Regions from separate parts of the Homo sapiens genome. Here region 2 is linked to region 1. Evidence: chromatin contacts called from ENCODE Hi-C or POLR2A ChIA-PET data. All regions are on one chromosome and are shown on one strand. The core of a region is the stretch at or near the end of the contact, and the rest is flanking DNA. Distances in the headings are between cores, read along the strand shown.

Region 1 (5,012 bases), core at 1,341-3,840:
AACCCCGACTAGCTGGAGGACCTTGGCCGACTCACTTTCCCTCTCTTGGCCTTCGTGTCTTCATCTGGAAAACAGGCACAGTATTCCCTGCCCTGCCTTTGTGCCTCCCTTCCTGTCTCCCTCTGTGGGCTGGTGTGAGGATCCAGAGTGGTAGTGGAGGAGAGGGAACCGGAAACTCACATGACACTTCCTGTCGAGAGCAAGAACGCACCTCTTCCCGGCTCCAGCACCTCGCACCTTTCAACACAGAATCAAAGACTGGGCTGGGTTACCTAGAGTTAATTGGAGGTAACTAGAGGAACAAGGACACATGGCTGAAAGGACTGTCACCTTCAGGAGGCCCTGGTCCCAAGCCTAGGGCTGCTACTTACAAGCTGGTGGCCTCGGTCAGGGCCCTTCTCCCTCTCTTCTCTTCACTTTCTCCTTCTGTAAAATGAGTAGGGAGTTGGAAAGGAGGAGTTTAGAATTCCTCTAAGAATATTCCAGCTTTAAAGTCAACGGGGACCCATTCAGAATAAAAAGGTCAGTGACGGATATCAGGCCCTTTGCCAACAGCAAGTTTGGGAACCCTGGGAAACCCGTGGTCCCTGGACATAGAGTTGAGGGAGTGAGGCAGTGACGATGAGCTTTGCCAATCTGAGAACCAGTGCCTTCTCAGTTTCTTGCCAGTTTTGCAGATGAGCAGTTGATTTACAGAGTTGGAGTGAGTTGCCTCAAGTCACAGAGCCAGGGTGAGAGATAGCATGGGCCCAGGTCTGCCCTGTTCTTCACAACATAATGTTGGAAGTAGAGGGAAAGGCAGGGAAAGGGGCTGCCGGTTACTGATCACCCCTGTGCACTGGGCTCTCTGCTTCCCCCAGGATCTCGTTTTATTCCCACAGCCACCTTGGGAGGTGGACTCCCTGAATGGAACCCCTGAGGGTGGCGGAGACAGTAGTCTGATTTCTGGTTGTTCCTGGATGGCTGTGTGTTGGGGGAAGCACGTGGCCAAGGCAGCCTGGGTAACCCCTAGTCCATGTGGGAGATGGTGACTGAGAGCGAGATTGCAGCCACGTGGAGATTGTGGGCAGCAGTGTGGCTGGGACAGCAGCTGCTCTCCCTATGCAAATGAGGCCCTCAGCACCCACCATCCAGCACTGAGCAAACACCCAGCAGAGAAACCCCCTCCTAAACCTCTCTGGGACCCTAGCCTGTGCCTTCTGACACCTTCACCGCAGCAGCTGCCTGTACTCTAAGCCCAGTCCCAGGCCACAGCAGTTCACAAGAACCATGCCCACCCCTTGGGGGAATTCCCGTGTCTGTCTGGAGACAAACTGCAGCCTAGGCAAGTCTGGCTGTAGAAGCTGACCCTAGAAGCCAGCCCTGCATTAAGAGCTGACTGTAGCATCCCCAGTGGCATGCCCGTATCACTTCCAGGGCCAGTCTGAGAACTGTCAGTGGGGCTGTAGATTGAGAACAAGTCTGGCCTCATCCACCCTCTGCAGATCCCAAGCATATCGCCTTTGGCCCCTCCCCTGCACATTTGCTCATGCTGTCCCCTTGGGATTACATTTCACCCCCCCTTACTCCCCCTGCTCTGTCGCCTTGGCAGAACCAGCCCCGCATCCCCTGCCCAGCACTGAGTGCCCCAGGCCTGGGTGCCGTCTATCATTACAGCCTGCTCATGTCCTTGGACTCCAGCTCCCCTCTAGGCTGGGCACTCCCTGGGCTGGGGCTGAGGAATTTGTGCCTGGCTTTGGATTGAGTGTGGTCTCATTTATTCCTTGCAACCTAGAAGACAGATATGCTTATTGTTCTAGCTTTATGGGTGAAGAAAGATACTCAGAGAGGTCAAGTCACTTGCTCAAGGTTGCACAGCTACCAAGTAGGAGAGCTGGGATAAGGAACTGGAGTTGCATGCAGAGTCTGTAATTGGGAATAGACTGGCCCTTATTCAGCCCTTTGTTCCCAGGCCTGACAAAGCCTAGGGTGATTAAGGACCAGCAAGCGTTGATGCATTCTTGTTCAACAATAAGATGGTGGATACTCTCCCTGTCTGTTCCCCAGGTATCCTGAAGGTGCACCCTGCCGCTGTGTGCACAGCCCACCTACCCCAACATGCACCCGTCAGGCCCTGGATGAGGGCATTTGCTCAGGAGATCCTTCCAGCAGTGTGGTGGGCTCAGGATGGTTATACCCATTTTATAGATAGGAAACTGGGTACTAGAGAGGTCTAATAAATGTCCCAGAATGACCCAGCAGGAAGTAGCTGACTACGACTCCAGCCCAGGGCTTGGGGCTCTGTGTCTGGTGCTCCTTCCTAGGCTGGCGGGATGAGGCCATGCTTGCCAAAGTCACCCGGGCTGCCTCTGGCCCAAAGTGACGGAGCAGTTGGTCAGCTAGTCCTCCACCCCGAGGCCTCTGAGAAGAGAGGAAACACCGGTCTGCGGGGGATTCCTCCGGCGGCGCCGCGCCCCTCAGCCACTTCCTCTGGACACTCTCGTTTTCTTTGTCACTTGTTTTAGTTTCTGCTTTTCTTCCCTCGTTCCTTTTTCTCAAGGCCACTTTCATTTCCGTCTGGCAGTGTCCCCCCAGCCCACCCCTACTCCTCTCTGCTCAGCTCCCACTGCCTGCTGCCACTTTGGGATCCCCAGAGGCCTTGCCTGCCTGGGCCACATTTCCCAGCTGGTAGGGGTCAGGCACAGGAAGGGGCTGCCTCCCGGCTTCATCCCTCGTGGTGGGGAAGCTGAGGTGGCTGTCAGATCGCCCTAGGATCCCAAGCAGCCCCAGGTTCCCTGCTTAGCCTCTCTGGGCCCCAGGCTCTTTCTCATCTATGAGATGGGAGGAAGTCCACCCTCAGAGAGTGTGAGGAGAGAAGGAGATGACACACGTGAAGCTCCAGTAACTAGCACATAGAAAAACCCAGTGAACACCAGCTCTGCATCTCCGGACCTGCCTGTGAGTTCAGTCTTCTGTGCCTGCAGTCTTCTCCCCCAACACTGGGCGCCCACACCTGGCCAAAGGCAGACCTCGCCATCTGTGCCTCCCGCGCTGAGACACCAAAGCCTGTAGAAAGGTGGTTCTGAGAAAGGAAGAGAGGATTATCACTTACGCCCTCTGGAGTCCATATGTACAGCCCTCTACCACAGCAAGAGCCCCTGCCCCCATGCCCAGCACAGAGGCATCATTTTCCCTGCAGACTGCCAGCCACCAGGCACTCAACACTCAGGGTAGGGCAGCCCTCCATTGTTCGACAGCTCTGCCTTTTTTAAGAAAGTTCTTCTCTCTAGTCAGCTGAGACCTGCCAGCCTCCACACCTGTCCTCTATCTTTGACCTTCCCCAAAAGAACTGATCTCCTCTCTCCTATTGTTCTAGATGTCTCAGTATTGCACTTGGGCCTCTCCAGACTTGCCCCAAATCCTTCTGCTCCAGTGTCCCAGTATCCCAGAGCAGTTAAGATTTTGGACTCCAGAGCACAACTCCCCCAGTTCAAATCGTGGTGAGGCCACTTGCTATCTATGTGACACTGGGAGTTTCCTAACCCCTCCACGCTCAAAAGGAGGTAACTGTGGGACTTAACATGAGCGGGTGTGTAAACGTCACCCACTGCCATGGCTGTTTATGATCAAACATCTACAAAATCTGTAACAGCTTCTCAAAGGGCCTCACTTCCAGCCCCCTTCATGCCTGCTTGCCTGCTGGTTCTATTTGGTAGTTTCCCTGTTACAACTTAGAGATGGTGCCTTGACTCTTGGAGGCAGCCAGACATTGAGGAAGGAGCCCTGGTTTTGGAAGTAGACCTGTGTTCAAATCTCAGGTCCATCCCGGGTTTGATTTACCCGGGAGACACCATGGGCCCATGTGGCTTCTCGAGGGCTCATGAAAATGCTTGAGACATGAAAAGAAAAAGGTTTGGTTTCAAAATATGAAAACTGCTCATCAAAATTAATATTTAGTTAATATACTCAAGCATAATGAATTGTATGATTTAGTTTTTATAGAAACAGCCCTCCTTTTGGGGGTTAGCATGCCTCACCTTGCCAAGGTTCCTGATTGCAGACAATGACTGCTGAGAAATCAGAGCATATCATTCATACTACAGGTTACTCACTGAAAATCACTTCAAAAACAAAATTATCTTTTAAATGTATAGTTGTTTTCCAGCAAAATATTACATTCAGCAAGGGATAAATTTTATAGAATGTCGGGGAGGCTTCCAAAAGTAATGCAGCTTGGGTCTTAAAATGACCCTGGGACTGGTCAACTCATCTCTCTGAGCCACTATGTCCTCATCTGCAAAATGGGGACAATACACCTGTTTTCCAGTATTGTTGAGCCTATCCTGGAGATCTGATAGTGCCTGCCTGTCTTTTGGGGGTCACTGGAGGAAGGGACAGAGGACTGTTGGCCCTTGCCTCTTATGGAGTTTCCATACGGATGCTGGACACTGAACCTGTTTGCTTTATCAGTCCTATGTGTCTGGGCCTTTCATCCCAGCTTCTGCCCATTCATCTTGGAGCGAGCAGTTACCATCAGCACAGACAATAGTTTGGGCTTTGGGAGGTGGGAAGTCCTGGGAATTCTTAGTTATTCCATTGCTGTTGCATTAGGTAGGTCCGCACATGCCCTTGAAGATTGAACATCCCTCCTGGGCTCTAACATAATTCAGGAAAAAGAGATGTCTGTTCTCTTGCCTCTTGACAGCTATTCCTTGTAAGGAACCATCATTCCCTTGTCCCTGTGACTGGGAGAGGCTTGTGGCAGGAGTGAGGAGACATCGGCTGATAAGTGGCAACCAGTTAGGGGCCCAGCTGCATGTCTGCATGTCCCGAAGCGTTCTTGATTCAGGGATGCCATTCACAGCATGAGAGGTGCCTCTTATGTGCCCATCCTGCTTAGGGTCAGCTGTTTCATTCAAAGATGGTAAAAAGTGTTGAGTCTTGGGTTTCAATTCTGCCTTTCTCATTCACTTGCTGTATGACTCTGGGCAGGTCACTTGACCACTCTGAACCTCAGTTTCCTCCTCTGCCAA
Region 2 (5,012 bases), core at 1,402-3,901, 100 kb after region 1:
GGCCTGAAGTGGGGCTTTCTCCAGAATAAATGTGCTTTCTGAATGAGAAGCTAGAGGACAGATCTCATTTGAAAATGGATATGGAAGCAATTTCTCAGCAATGAGAAACTTGAGCAGTTTTCAAACTTTTATAGTCTTAGAAGCTATTTTTAAAAGCCAAATCTTGCATGGAATGTCAATATATAAAACAGGTTAAAATGATGGTTTATGAATACATTATTTTTTAAGTTCAAATTTTTAACATTGTTTAAAAATTCTCATTTTTATTCTTATTTCTTATCTCCAAATTATTGCCATTTAGACTTAGTCTAATTTAAGTCAGATGCAAAAGACTTTATTTATTTATTTTTGATATATACTGTCTTGCTCTGTTGCCCAGGCTAGAGTATAGTGGTGTGATCATAGCTCACTGCAGCCTCAAACTCCTGGGCTCAAGGGATCCTCCTATCTCAGCTTCCTGAGTAGCTAGGAGTACAGGCATGGACCACCACACCTGGCTGTCTAGTTTTTGACATTTATTTATTATTTATTATGAACGTTATATTTATTATGTTATTAGCGACACCTCTGTTTTGATGCACAAACACATTGAAATCTGAGGTTCTAGATCAGGAATTGGCAAACTTGCCTGTGGGCCTAATCCAGGCTGCTGCCTGATTCGGTAAAGTTTTATTGGAACATAGCCACACCGTTTTTTAAATGCATTATCTATGGCTGCTTGAGACTGTCTGTTTCACAAAATCTAAAGTTCTTACTATTTGGCCCTTTACAGAAGAAGTTTGCTGACCTCTGCCCTAGATCATCATTGTATTGCTTGCTTTATCAGCTGCAATATCTAATATTCCTTTTTCTTTCTTGTTTCGTTTGGCTTGACTGCAAAGTATTAAGGAATTCTTTTTTTTTTTTTTTTTTTTTTTTTTTTTTGAGTTGGAATCTCGCTCTGTCAGCCAGGCTGGAGTGCAATGGCATGATCTTGGCTCACTGCAATCTCTGCCTCCCAGGTTCAAGCTATTTTCCTGCCTCAGCCTCCCAAATAGCTGGGCTTACAGGCGCATGCCACCACACCAGCTAATTTTTGTATTTTTATTAGAGATGGGGTTTCACCATGTCAGCCAGGCTGGTCTCAAACTCCTGACCTTGTGATCCATCCACCTCGGCCTCCCAAAGTGCTGGGATTACAGGCGTGAGCCACCGCGCCTGGCCAAGGAATTCTAAATCAACATCCATAACATGATGTGAATGGTGACAGATTGTTAACAGCTTGCCTTAAAGCCACAGAATGGTCTTCAGTTCAACATTATCTGGGCATTTGGGGAGGAGTAGAAGGGAATTCTGGTTTGCATCAGTGACAATATCCAACAACTGCTTGAATTCCTTCCTATTACACACATAAGTCAGACAGGAAGCCCCACAATCATTTATGATATTTTCATGATAATCCACATAATACATTGTCTTGTCATTGAAAGCTTCAGAGTGTACTTGCTTGTATGGTTTTGTGTACGCATATAGAGTCCTGAATTTAAAAAATGACAACACAAAGATACCCAGTGAAGAGCTCCACTCTTCCTAACTGAAGATACATTTCAACGGTGAAGGTCAAGATCTACCCAGACCTTCATCTGAGGTCTGCACAAACCAAATTAAACCGGCAGCACTTGTTGGCTATATTCAGTGTGTTCCCATGTGCTATAGAGCATGTTTGAATGTGTGTACGTGCTCGTTTTCTGTTAGAATAGGAGTCAAACTGTACTTTTAGAATAACATGCTCGTGGAACATTTGGAGAGCCTCTGAAACACTTTCATGGAACACAATTTGGAGACTACCCCTTCAGCAAATATTGGTGGTTCTCATTTTTGTACTGGAGGATAATGGAGGGGCCACGGATGCTGAGAGTTGGAGGCAGAGGAGGAAGGAGGAGAGATGGGGAGGGGAGAAGTTGAGGTGATGCTGTGGAGAGTGCAGTCAGTAGTGGAAATAGTACTCTTCGCAACCCAGGGAGGCCATGTGAGCTTCTGCTGAGGCTTGGGAAGTCTCCTAGCAGTTGTTGATGAGCAAACTCAGCTCCTGGGGCTGCTTTAATGACCTCTGGCCCGCGCCTTTGAAGAAAAGGTGCAGAAGAGCGTGGAGCAAGGTAAACATGTGTGCAGAGAAGTGGGGGTGGGGAGCATACACGTCACTCTGATCGGCATGCAGAGAGCCTCTGTGGCCATTCAACAGGTCAAGGTGTGAGGCAGTGGGGAGGAAAAAGGATACCCGAGGGGCCAGGAGAATCAGCTTGCCAAACCAGGGCTGGCACAGGAGGAGGAGGGCCTGGAGCATGGGCCGTGTTTGTGAGAGACCGGCGTGGGGTTGGATGTCAGGTTCCCTGGATGGTGGTGGCTGGGATTGCACATTGGCCTTAGGCATTTGAGGCAAAGCCCACAGACCCAGGAATGAAACCCAGGAGTCCTGACTCCCAGGCCACCTGCCCTTCACTCAGTGGGTGCAAGGAAGAGAGCCAGGCCTGGTGGTTTTTGGAGGCCATGGGCTAGAGAAGCCTCAAGGGGATAGAAAAACCCCTGTGCTTTCTGAGGTTGTGCTGCTCACCCCATAGAAAAGGGACATTTTTAGGTTTTAAAAGGATGACCTCATTTTTTTCTTATTTACATAGCCCTGTTTGTTTATATAGCCCTTTAAAAATAGCAAGTGTGTGCTAAGCTTAGTGCTCTCTCTCCCACCACCAGTGGCAGAGCCACTGTGTGGGGAGAAACACCTTTTTATCTTGGAGAGGGGCAGCCTTGTTTCTGAGGACAGATGGGAGCAAAACGGGACAGGTAGGAAGTTTCGTGGTTTCTCGTGTCGCTTCTCCAAAATAGCCACACTGCTGCCTCCCACTTCCTGCCTGACTCGGCTGGGGTAGATTTTCTCCTTTAGAGGATTTGTGTTCTGTGTATTCCCAGGGAGGCTCGAAGGGATCTGTTGCCAAAAACATGCTTGACACTGAAGCCCTGGAGCTTGGCACTGAGGGCCCCAGCTCAGGTTTGGACCACTGGGTTTGCATCCGGGCTCTGTCTCATACTGGCTGCGTGACCTTGGGCAAATGACTTCACTTCTCTGTGCCTCATCAGTAGGATGGAGATAACAACTCTAGCTATATCCAGCAGTTACTCTGCAGATTAAATGAATATGTGTAAAGGGCACAGCCCAGTGTGGGCACATAGCAACTCTTAATGAATCTCTTAATAAAAAACAGCAATGTTGTTGTTGATCTCCATCCCCTACCTGGAAAACTGTACCAGCCTCCCAGCCACCTTCCCTTTCCCCTGGCTTGCCTGCTCCAGCACATCCCAGCATGATCCGAGAGTGATAGAAACGTGAAACACAAATCTGACCCTGCTATCTGCTGCTTAAAATCCACCCATAGCTTCCAGCGTCTATGGCAGGAATGAGCATTCTTTTGCTCTGAATGGCCAGATAGTATTTGAAGCTTTGCCGGGCATATAGTCTCTCTTGACTTTGTCATTGCAGCCTGGAAGCAACCACAGATAATATGTAAAAAATGGGCGTGGTTGTGTTCCAGTAAAATTTTATGTACGAAAACAGGCAGCCGGCTGGATTTGCCAACCCTTGACCTACAGGATGAATCCAGACCCTTAGCTCAGCATTCCCAGTTCAGCCTGTTCCCGTTATCTCCATCCTTCTTCCTCCCCCACCCCTGCTCTTGTGCAGAACATGTCACACTTTAATCCTTTGCGTGTGCTGCTCCCTCTTTCTGAGTTTTCCTTCCCTGCCCCCTGAGTGCCCCTTCCCCATGGCATTAGGACCTTTACTCTGGGATTCTGTGGTACCCTGTCTTTATTTCTACCCTGGTCATATATGCAAGTTCCATCTGTCTCTCCATGAGAGGGGCTCCCCTCTAGGCAGGGATTCGGCCTTCCTCTTCTGTACACCCAGCAGGGTGCTGCTGTATAGGTTTCTGCAGGTGCTCAGTAAGCATTTGTTATTGAACCCAAGGATCTGCAAGATGGATGGTTGGCCTCAGGGAGCTCACAGTCAGCTTAGAAAGCTAGGATATGAGCCAGTCAAAAGCCAGCCAGCAATCCAGGCAGGAAATGATGATGGTCTGTGTGTTTGGCCCTAACTGATGTCAAGTGGAGATTCTGAGCTTGATAGAGGAAGGTGAAGGCATTTGAGTTGGATGTTGCAGGGTGGGAAAGAGACTTGCAGAGATAGGGAGGTCAGGAAGTCTTTCCAAGTTGGGGAAGTCATAAGAGAAGAGCAGGGCTGACCAGGCCTGGGGGCTTAGGCCTGTAATCCCAGCTACTTGGGAGGCTGAGGCAGGAGGATCACCTGAGCCGGAGAGTTTGAGACTAGAATGGGCAAGGTAGTGAGACCTCATCTCAAAAACTAGAAAAATAAAAAATTTAGCCAGATGTGGTGGTCATACTCCTGTAGTCCTAAATATTGAGACTGAAGCGGGTGGATGGCTTGAGCCCAGGAGACGGAGGCTGCAGTGAGCTGTGATTATACCACTGCACTGCAGCCTGAGGGACACAGCAAGACCCTGTCTCGAAAAACAAAACAAAACAAAAGAAGAAGAAGAGCAGGCTCATTGCTGAGCTCAGGGTGGGGAGTGGACAGAGCAGTCTGGCCACGGCTGCAGGCCCTCCCTTGGGAGACAGAGGGGGCCAATGCTGGAAAGCAGGGCGAAGTTTTCATCAATGAGTTGGGGGTGGTGAGGAAGCTTAGACTTTATCCTGTGAGCCAGAATTTCTCCATGTGTGTCCACATACCCTCCCATAACAGAATTACCTTGAGTTTCTTTAAAATGCAGATTCCAGGGCTCTGTCCCATACTGGGGGCCAGGAGGCTGAAGGGGGTCAAGGCCGTGGTCTGTGGGAGGAAGAGGCTGCACCATGGCTATGGGTGCACCACAAGTATTATTCAGACTGGTGTCACCTGTAGGAAGCCGGGTGATGCCTTTCCCAGCTGGACTGGGGACAGGTGAGGCGGGAATGAATAATCCTCC

What was found. A loop is a pair of places that touch in the nucleus more often than their neighbours do. ChIA-PET counts read pairs that join two places held with the same protein, here RNA polymerase II (POLR2A). Pooled maps may share reads with other maps.
Region 2: a map of B cell shows a loop between it and region 1 (6-fold over the local background). The contact joins two enhancer-like sites. A Hi-C loop is called at or near these places in 1 of 168 maps with a recorded cell type or tissue (B cell), 28 of 37 single-sample maps with no recorded cell type and 12 of 50 pooled maps. POLR2A ChIA-PET finds 5 or more read pairs at or near these places in 3 of 52 experiments (GM12878, MCF 10A and activated T-cell).

Annotation. Positions count from the first base shown.
Region 1 is chr1:41,725,034-41,730,045 of GRCh38, reverse strand. The region is part of intron 1 of HIVEP3 (HIVEP zinc finger 3); the gene reads left to right. Among named protein-coding and RNA genes, the nearest start is that of HIVEP3, 190 kb to the left of the region's middle. RefSeq lists an enhancer at 1,620-1,689. Within about 2 kb of position 2,590, at least 17 of the 41 ENCODE cell types and tissues checked have a DNase peak (open chromatin) inside an H3K27ac peak, as active enhancers do; they include B cell and GM12878, where a contact is called at or near this core.
Region 2 is chr1:41,621,075-41,626,086 of GRCh38, reverse strand. The region is part of intron 3 of HIVEP3 (HIVEP zinc finger 3); the gene reads left to right. The region is part of intron 1 of LOC128125817; the gene reads left to right. Among named protein-coding and RNA genes, the nearest start is that of EDN2, 140 kb to the right of the region's middle. RefSeq lists enhancers at 2,542-2,711, 2,872-2,961. Within about 2 kb of position 2,651, at least 3 of the 41 ENCODE cell types and tissues checked have a DNase peak (open chromatin) inside an H3K27ac peak, as active enhancers do; they include B cell and GM12878, where a contact is called at or near this core.